Regions from separate parts of the Homo sapiens genome. Here region 1 is linked to region 2. A link is an interaction called in ENCODE POLR2A ChIA-PET data of the cell type or tissue named here. Cell type or tissue: MCF 10A. All regions are shown on one strand. Each heading gives the region's core, and the rest is flanking DNA. Links, peaks and the distances in the headings are about the cores only.

Region 1 (8,143 bases), core at 1,673-6,672, 310 kb after region 2:
TCCTCAGCAAAATGCTGTGGAGGACACTGAGATAAAGTACTATAAGCATGACCATTCTCTTGAGTAAAGTGGAAAGGGATCCTTCACTCTAAGCAGAACGTCAATGACATGGTTTGGCTGTGTCCCCACCCAAATCTCACCCCCCCCCCTTTTTTTTTTTTAAAGACCGAGTTATGTTCTTGTTGCCCAGGCTGGAGTGCAATGGCACAATCTCAGCTCACCACAACCTCCACCTCCTGGGCTCAAGTAATTCTCCTGCCTCAGCCTCCTAAGTAGCTGAGATTACAGGCATGCACCACCACACCTGGCTAATTTTGTATTTTTAGTAGAGATGCGGTTTCTCCATATTGGTCAGCCTGGTCTTGAACTCCCGACCTCAGGTGATCTGCCCTCCTGGGCCCCCAAAAGTGCTGGGATTACAGGCGTGAATCACGGGGCCCCTGGCCCTTTTTTTTTTTTTGTGAGACGGACTCTTGCTGTTGCCCAGGCTGGAGTGCAGTGGTACGATCTCGCCTCACTGCAACCACTGCCTCCCAGGTTCAAGCAATTCTCCTGCTTCAGCCTCCTGAGTAGCTGGGATTACAGGCATGTGCCACCACGCCTGGCTAATTTTTGTATTTTTAGTAGAGACAAGGTTTCGCCATGTTGGCCAGGCTGTTCTCCACCTCCTGACCTTGTGATCTGCCTATCTTGGCCTCCCAAAGTGCTGGCATTACAGGCATGAGCCACCGCACCCCACCCCAAATCTCATGTTGAATTGTGGTTCCTGTAATCCCCACGTATTATGGGAGGGACCTGGTGGGAGTTAATTGAATCATGGGGGCGGTTATCCCCATGCTGTTTTTATGATAGTGAGTGAATTCTCATGAGATCTGATGGTTTTAGAAGGGGCTTTTCCTTGCTTTGCTTGACACTTCTCTCTCGTGAAGAAGACGGGTTTGCTTCCCCTTCCACCATGATTGTAAGTTTCCTGAGGCCTCTCCAGCCATGTGGATGTGAGTCAATGACATCTCTTTCCTTGATAAATTACCCAGTCTCGGGCGTTCTTTAGAGCAGTGTGAGAAGGGACTGATATCACCTACTAGTAAATAACATAAGAAGAGAAGTGGCTGGTGTCACCATGAAGATCACTGGAGACTGCCTTGGATGGTCATGAGCAATGGGGCCATTTCTCAGCTTCTTTCAAACTTCCTGGAGCTCACAGCATGCTAGCCTCATTCATCCATGTGAGCTTGTATGTCTCCTGGATGTCACTTCCAATAGGTTTAGATCACTTTATGAAGCACAATGAGAGGTATTTCCTTTACCTGTAGAAAGTGGTTCACTTTCACTTTTTGTTATCTTCCGGAAGAAAGTCTCTGTTTTTTTAAATTCTAATTTCCAGTCCATTCAAAAAGAAGATGTGAACGAAATCAATATTCTCAATCTTTTTTTTTTTTTTTTGAGACGGAGTTTCGCTCTGTTGCCCAGGCTGGAGTGTAGTGGTGCAATCTTGGCTCACAGCAACCTCCGCCTCCCGGGTTCAAGTGATTCTTCTGCCTCAGCCTCCCAAGTAGCTGGGATTACAGGCACGCGCCACCATTCCCAGCTTTTTTTTTTTTTTTTTTTTTTTTTTTTTGTATTTTTAGTAGAGACGAAGTTTCACCATGTTGGCCAGGCTGGTCTCGAACTCCCAACCTCAGGTGATCCACCTGCCTTGGCCTCCCAAACTGCTGGGATTACAGCAGGCGTGAGCCACAGCGCCCAGCCTGTTGTTTTTTCTTTCTTTTTTTTTTTTTGAGACGGAGTCTCACTCTGTCGCCCAGGCTGGAGTGCAGTGCACAATCTCGGCTCACTGCAATTTCCGCCTCTCAGGTTCACGTGATTCTCCTGCCTCAGCCTTCTGAGTAGTTGAGACTACAGGTGTGTGCCACAGGCCCGGCTAATTTTTTTTTTTTTTTTTGTATTTTTAGTAGAGACGGGGTTTCACCGTGTTAGCCAGGATGGTCTCCATCTCCTGACATCGTGATCCGCCCACCTCGGCCTCCCAAAGTTCTGGGATTACAGGCGTGTTGGCCGCCTCGGCCAATAAGCTCACTCTTTAGGGGGCTGACCTCACCATAGTTTATCCTCCCACCTCCTTTTGTTGTGATGGTCATGCGTTTTATTGTTTGTCTTGGCCTTGGGAATCTGATTGGAGTGGGCAGATCTTCCAGAACAGAATTTTGGTGTAATTGTGGGGGCATCCCAGGGGTCTGGAATGAAGCAACCTTAAGAGAACTTCCTTCTGTTGCTCTACATTCCCGCCTGTGTCTCAGACCCTACATACAAAATCCCAGGGTCTCCGCATTGTTCCTGGGGAGACAGTCAGCACCACCTGGAAAATGACACCAAATGTCACTTCTGCAGCCAGAATTCAAAAGCATGTTAGTTGCTCCAGAGGCAGGGGATATGCAGGCAGGCAGTGTTCAGAGAAAAAAACAATAATTCCCCTCTGTTAATACAATGTAAAAATCTTAAAAACAACTATTTTGCTGGAAACGTAAAAACCTGAGAGCCAGGACAAAACGTGATTCCACATAAAGATGAGAGAAACAGAAAAGAAAGAATTAGGCCATTAGGCCGGGCGCGGTGGTCTATGCCTGTAATCCCAGCACTTTGGGAGGCCAATGTGGGTGAATCACTTGAGGTCAGGAGTTTGAGACCAGCCTGGCCAACATGGTGAAATCCCGTCTCTACTAAAAATACAAAAATTAGCCGGGCTTGGTGGCAGGCGCCTGTAATCACAGCTACTTGGGAGTCTGAGGCAGGAGAATCGCTTGAACCCGGGAGGCAGAGGTTGCAGTGAGCCGAGATGGTGCCGCTGCATTCCAGCCTGGGTGACAGAGCGAGACTCTGTCTCAGAAAAGAAAAGAAAAGAAAACAACAACAACAACAACAACAACAACAGTAAGAATTAATTGTTTTTTAAAAGATCAACTTAGATTTGTTCAGAATGTTCGTCTGACTACACAGTATTGTATCACTTTAATCAAGCATTAGCTTCTCTTCGAGTATCAGCTATCCCAAGAAGATGGGGGTGCAGGGAAGGCAGGGGTGGGGAGGTGTTGCATTCCAATCCTGCTGCCCAGAATTCGTGTCGACCCATTTCCTCATTCATGCGCTGGCCAGGAACACTCCGCTGGAACACTGTGAGTTCAGCAACTTGCATAACAAAGACAGGTCGACACCACCTAGCTCTGGAGGCAACCTTGCAGGATTGCTCCTGAGAGACGCTGGCATATGCCACAGAGGAGGAGAAAGTTCCACAAACAACCCCCGGATCTCTCCACCCAGGTCTCTCTACACCTGGTTTCTCAAGAGCAGATTGCTTAGCCAACCTTAACAATCCCAGAGGAACGCCAGGGCAAGAGGCTGGGTTCCCAGTACCTTTGCCCTAATTTATTGAGGGCTTTAAAAGTAGAAAATAAAACTTTGAACTCAACTCATCTGAAGCTTAATGATTCAGGTGTGCTACTTGCCTTCGGGGGCACCGGAGATCACTGAAGTTAAAGTGACAAAAAAAATTCTGTGAGCTGCAGAACAGAAAAGCGTGTCCAGACCCGACCCAGCTGCTTCTCCTAGCGTATTAACTTGGCAGGAGAAGCACGGAAGTCCCCTGTTCTGCCCTTGTCCTTTTCTAATGGATAGGATTTCCCCTGCTTACGGGCCTCTAATCCTCTCTCCTCTCTGGCCTTCCAGAGTGTGGAGAAAAAGTGCTCTGCTTCAAGAAGAGGGTAGAAAGATGAGGGTGAGAATGGTAGGAAAAGGAGGAAATGAAAATGGCTAGTGAGAAATACTTGGAGAGAAAAATAAAAGTCAAGGGTGAAGTCAGTTCTCATTTACACTTCATTGAAACTTAAGTTCAAATAGCTAGTCCTGCAATGAGCTCATCGACACCACTTTATACAAATATCATAGCCCACATGGGCCTTTTTCCTATCTTACTAGGGAGATATTCACAGCAACCCCATTCAGCTCTGTTAGGATCCACTGTGTTAATTTTTGTGGCAGTGTCCATGTGGTGCTTCTGCGCAGTAGGTGTTGAATGTAGTTCTGAAACTAAGATTCCACTATGACCGACTGCAAAGCAATGTAGTAGTATTTCAGCTTAGATGATATTTAAGGATAAATGTAGCCCTTTTAGTGACAGGGAAAGCTAGGCCTAAAAGGAAGGAGAGATCTTTGGCCTAGCCAAAGGGGAGGTGGGCTGCTGTCCGCACCCTCAAGCGAGAGAAGGTTCCAGGCTTTTCCAGAGTGACCTCTCTCTTCTTCCTGGGGAGGGCTCAGAGCAAGGGTTACCTTTGGATGATTTCTTCTCGCTGAATTCAGCTACTAAGCACTTTGCCTGGAAAGGAAGGGCACCTCTGAGCTATTCCTACCGACGCAGTGTGTGCACGTGTGTGTCTGTGTGCATGTGTGTGGGCGTGTGCATGTGCGTGTGTGTTGCTCCTGACAGGTCCTGAGTGCAGTGCAGAACCACGCAGCGCGCAGCGGGAGGCCTGCAGCCGCTGGGCGTTTTCCCAGGCCGGCCTGCGGCGCGGCCGGCCTCCTGGGCCGGTGCTGGGCGGCTGACACATGCACCAGTTTCGCTGGGTCGGCGCCTCCCCGGGGAGCGGGTGCGGGGCGGGAGAGGTGAGTTGAGCAACAGGGCCCGCCCCGCCCCCGTCCTGGGCCGGCTCTGCGCAGAGGAAGCGTCTGGAACGCCGGCACTGGTGTGTGGCTTTCCCAGGGCGTGTGGTGTGTAAACAAAATTGTTGTCAATCAGGTCGCGTCTTTGAAGGCTCCGAGGGAGCCTGTGAGTTCCAGAAGCCCCGCGGTGGATCCCTGTGTGGACGCAGAGGCTTTTTGCTGGGCGCACACGCACCCCCACCCCCGACAACGTAGATCTTTACTAATTTCAGGGTTTGTGACCTCTCACCTTTAGTCTTTAGTTTCTCTCCTCAGCCCTCCTTTCTGATGATCTTTACCGCCCTGTAACCCTACGTTTCCCAGTCGCCAGAGCTGCTGAGACCGCGTGGCCATGAGGTGGAATTTCCCAGCTTTTTAAACCGGGGCTTTTACCCCCAAGACTGTGGTAGATGGGTCACAGAAAGGACGAGAACGTTCCCAAACCCTCCAGCCTTTGAGACAGAGTGTGTGCTTTAAGAGACGTTAATGGCAGGGCGCGGTGGTTCATGCTTGTAATCCTAGCACTTTGGGAGGCCGAGGTGGGTGAATCACCTCAGGACAGGGGTTCGAGGCCAGCCTGGCCAACATGGCGAAACAACATGGCGAATTTTTAGTCTCTACTAAAAATACAAAAAATTAGCCAGGCCTGGTGGCGGGCACCTGTAATCCCAGCTACTCAGGAGGCTGAGGCAGGAGAATCGCCTGAACCCGGGAGGCGGAGCTCGCAGTGAGCCAAGATCGCACCACACTCCAGGCTGGAGTGTGGAGACAGAGGGAGACTCCGTCTCGGAAAAAAAAAAAAAAAAAAAAAAAGAGAAGTTGATACAAAAAAAAAAAAAACCCAAAAAACAAAAAAACAAAAAAAAAAAACAAAACCAGAGTGTGGATGCCTTGGAACACCCACCTGTGATCCTTGCGGAGCGGGGGTCTTCACCCTGGGGGGTGGACTCTTTGGGGACTGGGTCACCCCTTATTTCTCCGGAAGAGACAAATATATTTCACTGGGGATGAAATGGTTTCTGTACATAATTTAAATAGTGTTTTGGGGGTCCTAGGCATGCAAAATGCAGCTTGACTTGAAGGTGTAATTCTCCTTAAGGGAAAATGTGGAATGCGCCGAGTGTTTTCCTTACCTGCTTTTCAAGCTAGCTTGACTCTGTGTCACTAACGAAGCTGTTGAACCGCGTGCAGATGTGTAATCCAGCCCCTGGCGGAGTCGGCCACACTGTGCTGATTGGCTCTGCCAAGCCTGGAAGCTGGGCTGAGTCACCCAGGGGCTGCTCTAGCCGTGGATTTCCCTCTAAATTTAGAATATGTTGGTAGAATAAAATGACTACCACTTTTTACAGATTCAATGTCTTCACTAACTCCCTCTTTTAGACATATTTTTTTTTAGGAAGGGAAGTGTTTTGTCTTAATTTTTCCCTCTGATGGAGATACTTTGGGTTTTAAACAAAATTGAGTAATAATGACAATAAAATATTGTCATTAAAAATCATTTCTGTTTTTGGAGAAATTATATGTTCTGGTTTGGAAATCCTGTTTTTGCCAGAAATAAAAATGTAAAAATATTTTTCCAAATTATTCCTGAAGTTTATGATTGTACCTTCAACTAATTACATTCTCAGAGACACATTTAAATTAAATTTTAATTTTAAAATTTCATTATATGAGTACTACTTTTAAATTATGAAACATTTCAGGCATACAAAAACCTACAGAGAATTTTATAATAAACATATGTAGGCTGAGGTGGGAAGATCACTTGAGCCAGAGAGTTTGAAGCTGCCGTGAGCCAGCATTGTGCCACTGCACTCCAGCCTGGGCAACAGAATGAGACCTTCCCTCAAAAACAACCCAAAACAAACAAACAAACAAAAACCCATATGTAGTCCACTACATAGCCCAAGAGATAAGGCTTTACAGATGTAATCGAAGCCCCCACCACTGACGTTTCCTCCTTCCTAATCTCATTTTCCTTCTTCAAATTCCAGAGATAAATATTACCTTACACTGGGTGTTTATCGTTCCCAGGCATTAAAAGGTTTACTACATATGCACAGGCGTATACACATACACAGTACACCATAAAGTGTTAGTTTGCATTTCAAACAATTTTTATATGAACGATATCATACTGCACTTACATTTCTACAGTTGGCAGCTGTATCGCTCCAGCTATATCACAATATTTTTCTGATATATACACATTGATGACAGCAGCTCTGCTGCCGAAGCGTCCTTTGTCTAGAATGGCCATGCTTCTGTTGATGGATATAAGTTGTTTACATCTTTTTTTTTTTTCCGGACAGGGTCTTGCACTGTCATCCAAGCTGGAGTGCAGTGGCATGATCTTGACTCATTGCAGCCCCAACCTCCAGGGCTCAAGTTATTCTCCTACCTCAGCCTCCCAAGCAGCTGGGACCACAGGTGTGTGCCATTACACTAGGCTAATTATTTTTTATGTTTCTTAGGGAGGAGGTCTCATATGTTGTCCAGGCTGGTCTCAAACTCCTGGGCTTAGGCAATCCTCTGGCCTTGGCCTCCTGAATGTTGGGATTATAGGCATGAGCCACTGCGCCTGGCCTTGTTTCCACTTTTTCTCTATTATAAACCGTGTTGCTGTGAACCTTCTTGTATGTGTTGCATTGTGCATGTGTAAAGACTTTCATCCAGGAGTGGAAATGTTTCAGGATTTTAAGTATACAATCTACAACTTTATTAGATACTGCCAAATTGTTCTCCACAGTCACTAGTTTTACATTTTCACTGTAGAAACATAAGAAATACAGATTAGATGAGAAAAAAAAGGAAAAGTCACTCCCCATCTCTACATTCAGAGAAACCCACTTCTAACTACTTCAAAATCTTTTTGGTATATAAACTTCCAGGTTTTTCTGTGCCCCCCCCCCTACAGAATCCAGTATACCTTATATGTCTCTATATATGTAGATATAAATGCAGCATATCATATATGTACACATAAATACATTATATGTCATATGTATACATTCATATATAATATATACACAGAAACACATGTATATATGTGTGCATCTGTAGCTCTGTGTTATGTATATATTTATAATTATTAATGTTTGGGGATCCTATATTTTTAAATTTAATATAACATTAATGTATAATAATATAGTGAACATTTCATTGTGTCACTAAATATTCATTTAAAAATACAATTTTAATGGCTGCAAATGAGTTCTGTGTAAGAATATTTCTTTGGTTTATTACTATTCACCTATTAAATATCTAGGTAGTAATTTCTCACTCCTATACAAAGTGCTGTGATGAAGTTCAACCAAAGCTTTTTTTTTTTTTTTTTGAGACAGAATCTTGCTCTGTTGCCCAGGGTGGAATGCAGTGGCGCGATCTCAGCTCATTGCAATCTTTGCCTCCCAGGTTCAAGCGATTCTCCTGCCTCAGCCTACCGAGTAGCTGG
Region 2 (8,143 bases), core at 2,017-7,016:
GCCGAGATTGCGCCACTGCAGTCCGCAGTCCGGCCTGGGCGACAGAGCGAGACTCCGTCTCAAAAAAAAAAAAAAAAAAAGAAATGTCAAATTTCCCATTTTTAATTATATGTATAAACACTTCAGTATAGATCAGCAAAAGCTAAAAGCATCTATTACTGTGAAAGTCACTGGATTGTTGAAAAAAATTTTCACTGTTGTTTCAACTTATTAAATTTAAGGCTATGAGGTCAGGAGCAGTGGCTAACGCCTGTAATGCCAACACTACTCTTTGGGAGGCCAAGACCAGGGATCACTTGAGGCGAGGAGTTCAAGACCAGCCTGGGCAACATAGTTAGACCTGCATTTTTATAAAAAATTAGCCAGGCATGGTGGCACATGGCTGGCGGGAGCATCGCTTGAGCCTGGGACGTTGAGGCTGCAATGAGCCATGATCGCGCCGCTGCACTCCAGCCTGGGCAACAGAGTGAGACCCAGTCTCAAAAAAAAAAAAGTTAAGGCTACAAAAGGAACCTGTTAGGTTGGCCACAGAACAAACACGGAAGCTTCACACAGCAGGGCAGACTATGAGAGCTGCTGGCTACACTAATCTTCTATAACGTTGCTGCATACTCAGTAAGTATGAAGGATTATGAAAATGAGCTCCTAAGAACTGACCCTACAGGTCTATTAAAAATGCAATGAATATTCCACATGTATGCTGGGCATTAAATAAAAAATGAAAAATTCACAAGACAACCATATGTTAAATACTGTAAATAATACTGAATTAGGTTCTATTTAGAATAATTTCTTTTAGTAATTTTTGGCAGATACAGAAACATAAAAAATTTATTAGGGTTATAAACTTGAGTTGTATCAAGTATTTATAAAGTATTAATTTAATTTTCTTCATATATTTATGAATGTAAAATTGTGCTACATTTGTAACCTCAGAAACTTTGCTTTTGGTAGCATTACAGTGTCATCTTACCTGTCATTACTGTACAACTGGTAGACTGTGCTTTTGAAATGTCAAGCATATAGGATAAAAAAATGGTAAAATATATATATGTATATATAAATAATCCAACTTGGTTTCAAGCCAAAGATGTAGCACATGGAGGAGTCACGTGAGGGTCATCACCAATACCTGGTGTTCTGTAATAGTTTCTACCAACCTTCCTATCCTCCCAAACTGACTTCCGAAGTAACTGATGGCACCTACCCTATACTTCTACACCTCTATATGAAAATGAAATCAGAGTTCTCTAATAAGTGTCTCCTAATTTACTCAAAATTTAACAAATTTAAAAATTATCACCAAATATGTACAAAAGGCAAATGCCTCCCAATTTACTCAAAATTTAACAAATTTAAAAATTATCAGGAAATATGTACAAAAGGCAAGTAATTTGATCGACAATTCAGGTCTGGAAGATTATAATTTTTAAAAATCTGTAATTCTTCCTCTTGTGTTCTCTATCTCAGGGTGACACCATATTGTCCCTGGACTCATCTTGAGCTCCTCTTTTCCTACTCTGCATACCCCAGCAGGCACCAGACCCTGCACACTGCGGTTGCCAGTCCTCTGCCCTCTGACACTGCTTCTACTATGCCAGCTCAGGCCTGTGTTCACTTTTACTGGGTCTATTCAACTGCTTTTGACTGGTCTCTGGTTAATCCGTCCTCCAAAAAGTGGCCAAAGTCATCTGTCTAAATTGCAAATCTGACCACTACCTGGCTTAAAATCTTTTAATAGCTTACCATTTTTTATAGGAGAAAGTTATCTTTAACCTCTCCAGTCTCAGATCTTGCCACACAGACAGAAACTTAACTACTTTTAGCTTCCTCAGATATTTTTCATGGTGGCTGTTCTACCCGAAAATAGCTCTCATTTCTCCTGCCCTCCTTTCTTGCCTCAGTATAACCTAAGCCCTCAAAACTCAGCCCAGGGATCCACCTCCTAGAAAGCCTTCCCATTCTCCACTCCACCCGACTCGCAGCCTCTGGCATGTTTCTTGCATGGATACAGCTACCCTGTGGGATGATTTATCTGCTTATAGGCTTAGATCTGTCAGCTGGTCATGAGGTCCTCACGGGAAGGAGCTGGGTTTTCAATCCGGTTGTAACTGGACGGTAGGGGTTCTGTCTGAAGCGGGGACGTTTAATAAATCAATGAATAACACTGGAGCTATGAACTAAATACAGCACTCTGATAACATCTTACATTTCAGTAGCCCCAAACTGGGGCAAAATTTAAGCAAATCTTGTGCTATGCCGAATTGAAATTTAAAAGTCAATTACTGCTAAACGAAACTCTTGTTTTCCTGTATTGTTTCTTTCTACACAACAAAGAAGGTAATGAAAATACTACCACAGTCTAATCTTAATCACAATAAGAGAAATCTTAAACTTGTGAAGATTTTTAAACCTCAGTGTTTTGATTATGATTAAAAAAAAAATAAGTCCCCTCTGTTGAACCTTCAAATCCACCTAGGAGGAACTGACAAAAACCTCCACAATGAACTACACCAGACTACACACCTTGAGTCCAAAGGCTGCATCCTCCGAGGCCAAGACTTCAACCTGAAATCATAAGGAAAAACATAATTTAGGCACTATCAAAAACCTCTTTGAGTCTAGCCACAGAAACCAGACACAGGCATGGCCTAGAATTGAGAGTTCTGAGAAAACTGGCATTCCATTTATGTCAGTTGTCAAGAAAGAGAGATCTGTGAGTATCTTCAAGAGCTGGGCTGAAATCCCAGTCACCGTCTGGGTTTCAGTTCTATAAGACGGCGGGAGCTCCTATCAAATGAATCCATCTGCCATCATGTGGACGTAGTGGTTGAAGTTCCTCAAAAACAATCCAGGGAGTGAGTAGAATCATCCTTCTCACCTAAATCACAACATGTTGCATATGCCTTTTGGTCTTTTACTGACAGACAGTGAGGGGAAGCTGCCCTTTGTAGAGCAATCTCACTATGCATGTGTGCTACCAGTAGATTCTTGTCCTGCTCAGATCAGAGTGGGCAGCGCTGGATCTCTGGAATGTTGCAGAGCAAGAGTTCCTGAAAGCAATACTCTGGAAAAGGCAGGCAGTGTCTAAGCAACAAGTTGTGAAATGATGGCAAAACTTCAAGACTGCCTGTCAGTCTCATGCATAGAAGACAGAGCTCATTAACATGAATTTTAAAAAGCTGCGAGGAACAAAACGTGTATTGATAATTACTGTTTTTTAAACATAATTATTCAGTGTCGTGTGTAAAGCTTTTAACTTTGACTATTGCAAAGTACCAATACACGATGGAAAAGAACAAGGAAAGAAGGCAACAGAACACATCTGAGTATTTTTAAAGAGGAAGACGGGGTGGGTGGGCAATATCAGACTGTAACAGGCTTCACTGTCAGTTTTAAACCTTTTAAAACTAGGCATGTGTGGCAGGTGTTTAAGTAGAAGGCACATAGGCCTATCTAATGTATCCTGCTATAAAACAAAATTGTATTCTTCCCTTGTGGACAGAAAATATAGAAAGGAAGGCCATGACAATAAGACTTTCATCCAGTATGAAAGTTAAAAGGGTCAAAAGAAGAAACAAGGAAGCAAATTGTCTTCTCCAACTGCTTCACTGAAAGCCAGGCTCACTGACCACCCCCTGGCACTGGCAGAGCCTGGTGCGGAAAGCAAAAGAAAGATACTACCATTAGGGATGGAGATGAGCAGCCTCGTTTTCATAGAAAACCATATGTTGCTGATACCAAATATGATTTTAGGCTAAAGACTGAAATGTTGGATCAATTATAGTAGAAAAAATCATTGTAAGTTTCACTGACAGCATTTCTGTTTACATTTTAATTTCCAAGGCTGTTAGATTTAGAAACAAGGCCTTATTATAGACTTTTCATTTAAGAAAAGGAAAAAAGATTACATGTTTGAATTTCCCAAGCCCTGACTTTCACAATGCTAGGTTACTAACCTCAACTATTTTTTAAATTAAAACCTCTAATCAACATTGGAGACTTTAAAGGAAAAACGCGAACAGGAAATATGCTGAATCTTAAATACTGTGAACATCGTATGACATTTGCTTGTGAATTACACATATAGATCATATCTGCATACCTCACCCTTGATGTGCTATTTTTAACACAAATAGAATTATTTTTAAAATATATTACAGTTTAACTTTGCAAGAAAAAATCTTCAGTGAGTTCTGCATATTTTATCATATTATAAAAAGTCAATGTAACAAGAAAATTCAATAGCAAATAGAGCTCTATTTAAAGATAAGGCTTTAATATATTTGACAACTTGAGGTGAGAGCAAATCAAAGCTTTCGTGTGAAATTTAGAACTCTCCCTGTGGCTATTTCAGCAGACAGAGACAGTGACAGACCTTGTGGGTGGGAGGAGGGAGTCAGATCCCACCAGGGCACCCTTCACCCCAGATTCTATCTCCAGGAGGGCTGGGGGAATTGTTTTGAAACTCTTAATATACCTTTAAACGAATTTAATTACAGCAACTCTACAAAAGTATTTATGTTTTGTTCAAAAGCACTATTGTTTACATATATATGTACCCTAGTTCAAGTATCCTTTACATCCTCTATTTCTGTAAGATTTTAATATCAGCAACTACAGAAAATCAGCTGATTTTAAAAACATGAGGTTATCCTCAATTTAATACAAAGGGAATATCAATGTCACACAAGGTTTTCACGCTGAGTCTAAGAGCATTTTTACCTAAGTTGGAAGGAATCCCCCTCTAGTGGGAGCAAAGGAGTATTTCAACTTTCACACTTAATTTCCAGGTAGTAGTCATTAAACTTACCGGCCGAAATCAGCTAAGCTTTTTTGTTCCTTTTGTCATAAATTTGAACAACAATAACAGAAAAGTCAATAACTATATTTCATAAGACAAAACCACCCATCATTCTTATACATAAATTAGAAGTAGATCTGTGTTAATCCGATTAAAACAAGAATATACAACTGAAAAATTTGGGAAATTCTCAATGGAAAGACTGGATACTGTACTGGGAAGACACAGCATTGATGCTAAAATACTAATTCTTTGCCTATAATCTGCATTTATCTGCTCTAATCTCAAAAAGACCATCACTCATTCATAATAAATACTGTGCAGATATTTATTAAATGCAATGTTTTGTGCCTAATGTCATAAGAAAATGAGTTTAGCTTAGGTATAAATATCTAAGTGAAATGTATTTAAGTATCCATTATACAGTCAAAAATAAATTCTAATTCATAAATGAAAAGATAAGATTATTCATTGTGTTATTTTTCTTTTTAACTTTGATGTGGGGAGACTTAAAAATTAGCAGTAAGAAAAAAAAAGTCACAGGTTTAATCAAATGTAAAATTAGGACATAATAGCCAACGTTCTCCTCCTCCACACAGACACTGTAACAAATACAGAGACAAATTTGAATACTCTGATGAGACCCATGTTTCACTTCAATGGGAGAGAGAACTTTTCAAGGGTTCCTGAAGTACAGAGGTGTGAAGGGGCAGGTTTAGGATAACAAAGTAGAAACTTCCTAAAGGCAAAGACAAGGCCCTTTCCATTAACTCACACTTATTTCAAATGTTACAATCAACATTTTATAACACAAGTGCCTAAAAGGATTCCATTTGTAGAGAACCTCTAAGAGCTCTGTGAAAGTTCAGTCTGTAAAGTTCAGCAGCAGCTAAGCCATTTACAGTCCTCACTCTCCTAAAGCACAAAAACCTTCAATTGACATCTCTTTCCCAATTACCCTACGGCCCACCTCCACCAAAAATAACACAAATCACCTTAATTTCCAATCATTCCAGTAAGAAAATTGGGAAAACAAGAATTCCTGAATTTGGAAGTAAAACTGGCCGTACTTTCCTTTCTCTTTCACTTTCAACGTCCTTTTTATGTTCACAATGTAAAGCACTCATTGAAAACAGAGTATACTAATTCTAGCAGCATTATCGTCAAAATAAAGCAATGCCAAAACTATGCTGCAATTTATTTTTTTAAATAGTTCTAAAATCAGTATCACACTGTCACAAAAAGAGGAACTAAAGTGAGAAATAATGCTCATTTATAACAATGTATAATGAACGATACTCATAATTAAAGGAATACAAATAAAGTCATATTGTACTAAAGATTAAACCTTGTAATAATTACAACATATACACAGGTTTGGGTAATTATTCAAATCACAGCCTTGCACTGCTGATGAAAATATATACTGGAATAAAATACAATTGGCAGTATCAATCAAAATGCACATGTATATGATTACGCAAGTATTAACCCCAACAATTCCACTGATCCTAAAGTATAAAAATAAATATTTAAAACGATGTTTACTGGAGTTGTTTGTAACAGTGAAAAGTGAATATAACCAAATTTTCATTGCCAAGGGAGTTTACAGTAAATTACTGTATAGTCGAACATAGAAGACTATGCTTCTGTTACAAAGACAGAGGTAAATCTATGTGTGCAGACAAGAAAAGATTTCCAGGATACTCTATTAAGTAAAAAGAATGGAAAGGGTGTGCACAGTAAGCTACCATCAGTTTTTTTTAAAAAAGGTGGGGGTGAGTCATATACTTGATGTACTTAGAATATTTTTGGAAAGAAATGGAAGAAACACATCAATCTAAGAACTTTTCCCACCAACTACATGTGCTTCTTGTTCAATTAAAAGTAATTAGTTAACAAAATAAGTCAATAATAACATTACCCATTGTTCCATGTCAATTAATAATCATGGAAATGTGAATAAACATCTTATCTTTCAAGGTAGCAAAAATTAAAAATATAGTGGTCCAGGTTTATGTGTACACCTAGGTTTCTCAACATCTATGGTGGGCCTGTAGCTAAGAATGACCCGCCCAGAAAACAATCTTCCATTACATATCAATATCCTCAAACATACTCATGCCCATTTATCCAGCAATCAAGCCGCTAGAAAGAGCTATCTTCAAGTTATAATTTGTGATCTACCATTTATATATTAAGCATGTGTACCACATTATTTAAAATAACATATTAGAAAAAAACGTACAAATATGGGAGATGGTTAAAGTATGGTATATTCACATGATAGAGCATTAATAATCATGAAAAATTCAGGTTTTAAGAGATAGTTTGTAACACGGGAAAATGCTCATAACTGTGTTAATGTAAAGAAATTAAAAACAAAAAATTTGACATTTTAAATATTTGAATGTATCCATTTGTTTTCCCCAAGCTTCTAGAGTTTGTGCCATGCTGGAAAATGTCTTCCTCACTGCAGCATTTTAAAAAATATTCATTTTGGGCCGGGCGTGGTGGCTCACACCTGTAATCCCGGCACTTTGGCAGGCCGAGGCAGGAGGATCACCTGAGGTCAGGAGTTCGAGACCAGCCTGGCCAACATGGTGAAACCCTGTCTCTACTAAAGACACAAAAATTAGCTGAGCGTGGTGGCGCATGCCGGTAGTCCCAGCTACTTGGGAGGCTGAGGCTGAGGCAGGAGAACAGCTAGAACCAGGGAGGCGGAGGTTGCCGTGAGATCGCACCATTGCACTCCATCCAGCCTGGGCAACAGAGTGAGGCACCATCTCAAAAAAAAAAAAAATTTCATTTGTTTTCTTTTAATATATTTGACTTTTTTACATTTAAATATTTGATCAAACTGTAATTTATTGTGAAATAACAAGAGGAGGGGGTGACTCCATTTTAATTTTCCATTTGAATAACTGTGATGAAGAATATTCCTTTATTTTTTCCAGTGATTATAGATATCATACCTTTACCATAATTAAACATTAAAATGATATAGATTTTGCCTCCAATTCCAGGCAAGGATGGGAAAGGCAAAATTACACAAGTGAGCTGTTCTGCCCAAAGGGGAATAAAGGTGAGGAGAGGAGGCTAGTAACAATCAACAAGAAATTGATTAAATTTCCAGTCACAATAATATTTATCTGCAAGGGTATTACCAAGAATTTAGATGCTCTTGGAAAGAATAATTTTTGCCTACATTGGTGTCCAGGGGATAAAAATACTCTCCTTACAATGTTTGCTGTATCTCCCTTGATTGGGCCAACAAGTCCAATACACCAACTACAACCTATTCCATTAATCATACTTTTACCTACATTAAGGAAAAGT

What was found. ChIA-PET counts read pairs that join two places held together with the same protein. Peaks named below come from ENCODE experiments on the same cell type or tissue, not always from the same donor. Only the 100,000 strongest peaks of a DNase experiment are listed, where the experiment ranks them.
Region 1: POLR2A ChIA-PET joins it to region 2 with 12 read pairs; 4 of 35 experiments call an interaction of 5 or more read pairs at or near these places.

What each region holds. Positions count from the first base shown.
Region 1 is chr6:156,716,609-156,724,751 of GRCh38, reverse strand. No RefSeq gene overlaps it. Among named protein-coding and RNA genes, the nearest start is that of ARID1B, 57 kb to the left of the region's middle. RefSeq lists silencers at 3,023-3,317, 4,438-4,757 and enhancers at 2,915-3,463, 3,768-3,837. In MCF 10A, for the core only: no CTCF peak of the experiment used is centred there; DNase peaks (open chromatin) are centred at 3,251, 3,611, 4,661 and 5,901.
Region 2 is chr6:157,031,260-157,039,402 of GRCh38, reverse strand. All of the region lies in intron 4 of ARID1B (AT-rich interaction domain 1B), which reads right to left. Among named protein-coding and RNA genes, the nearest start is that of MIR4466, 260 kb to the right of the region's middle. In MCF 10A, for the core only: a CTCF peak has its summit at 4,753; a DNase peak (open chromatin) is centred at 4,752.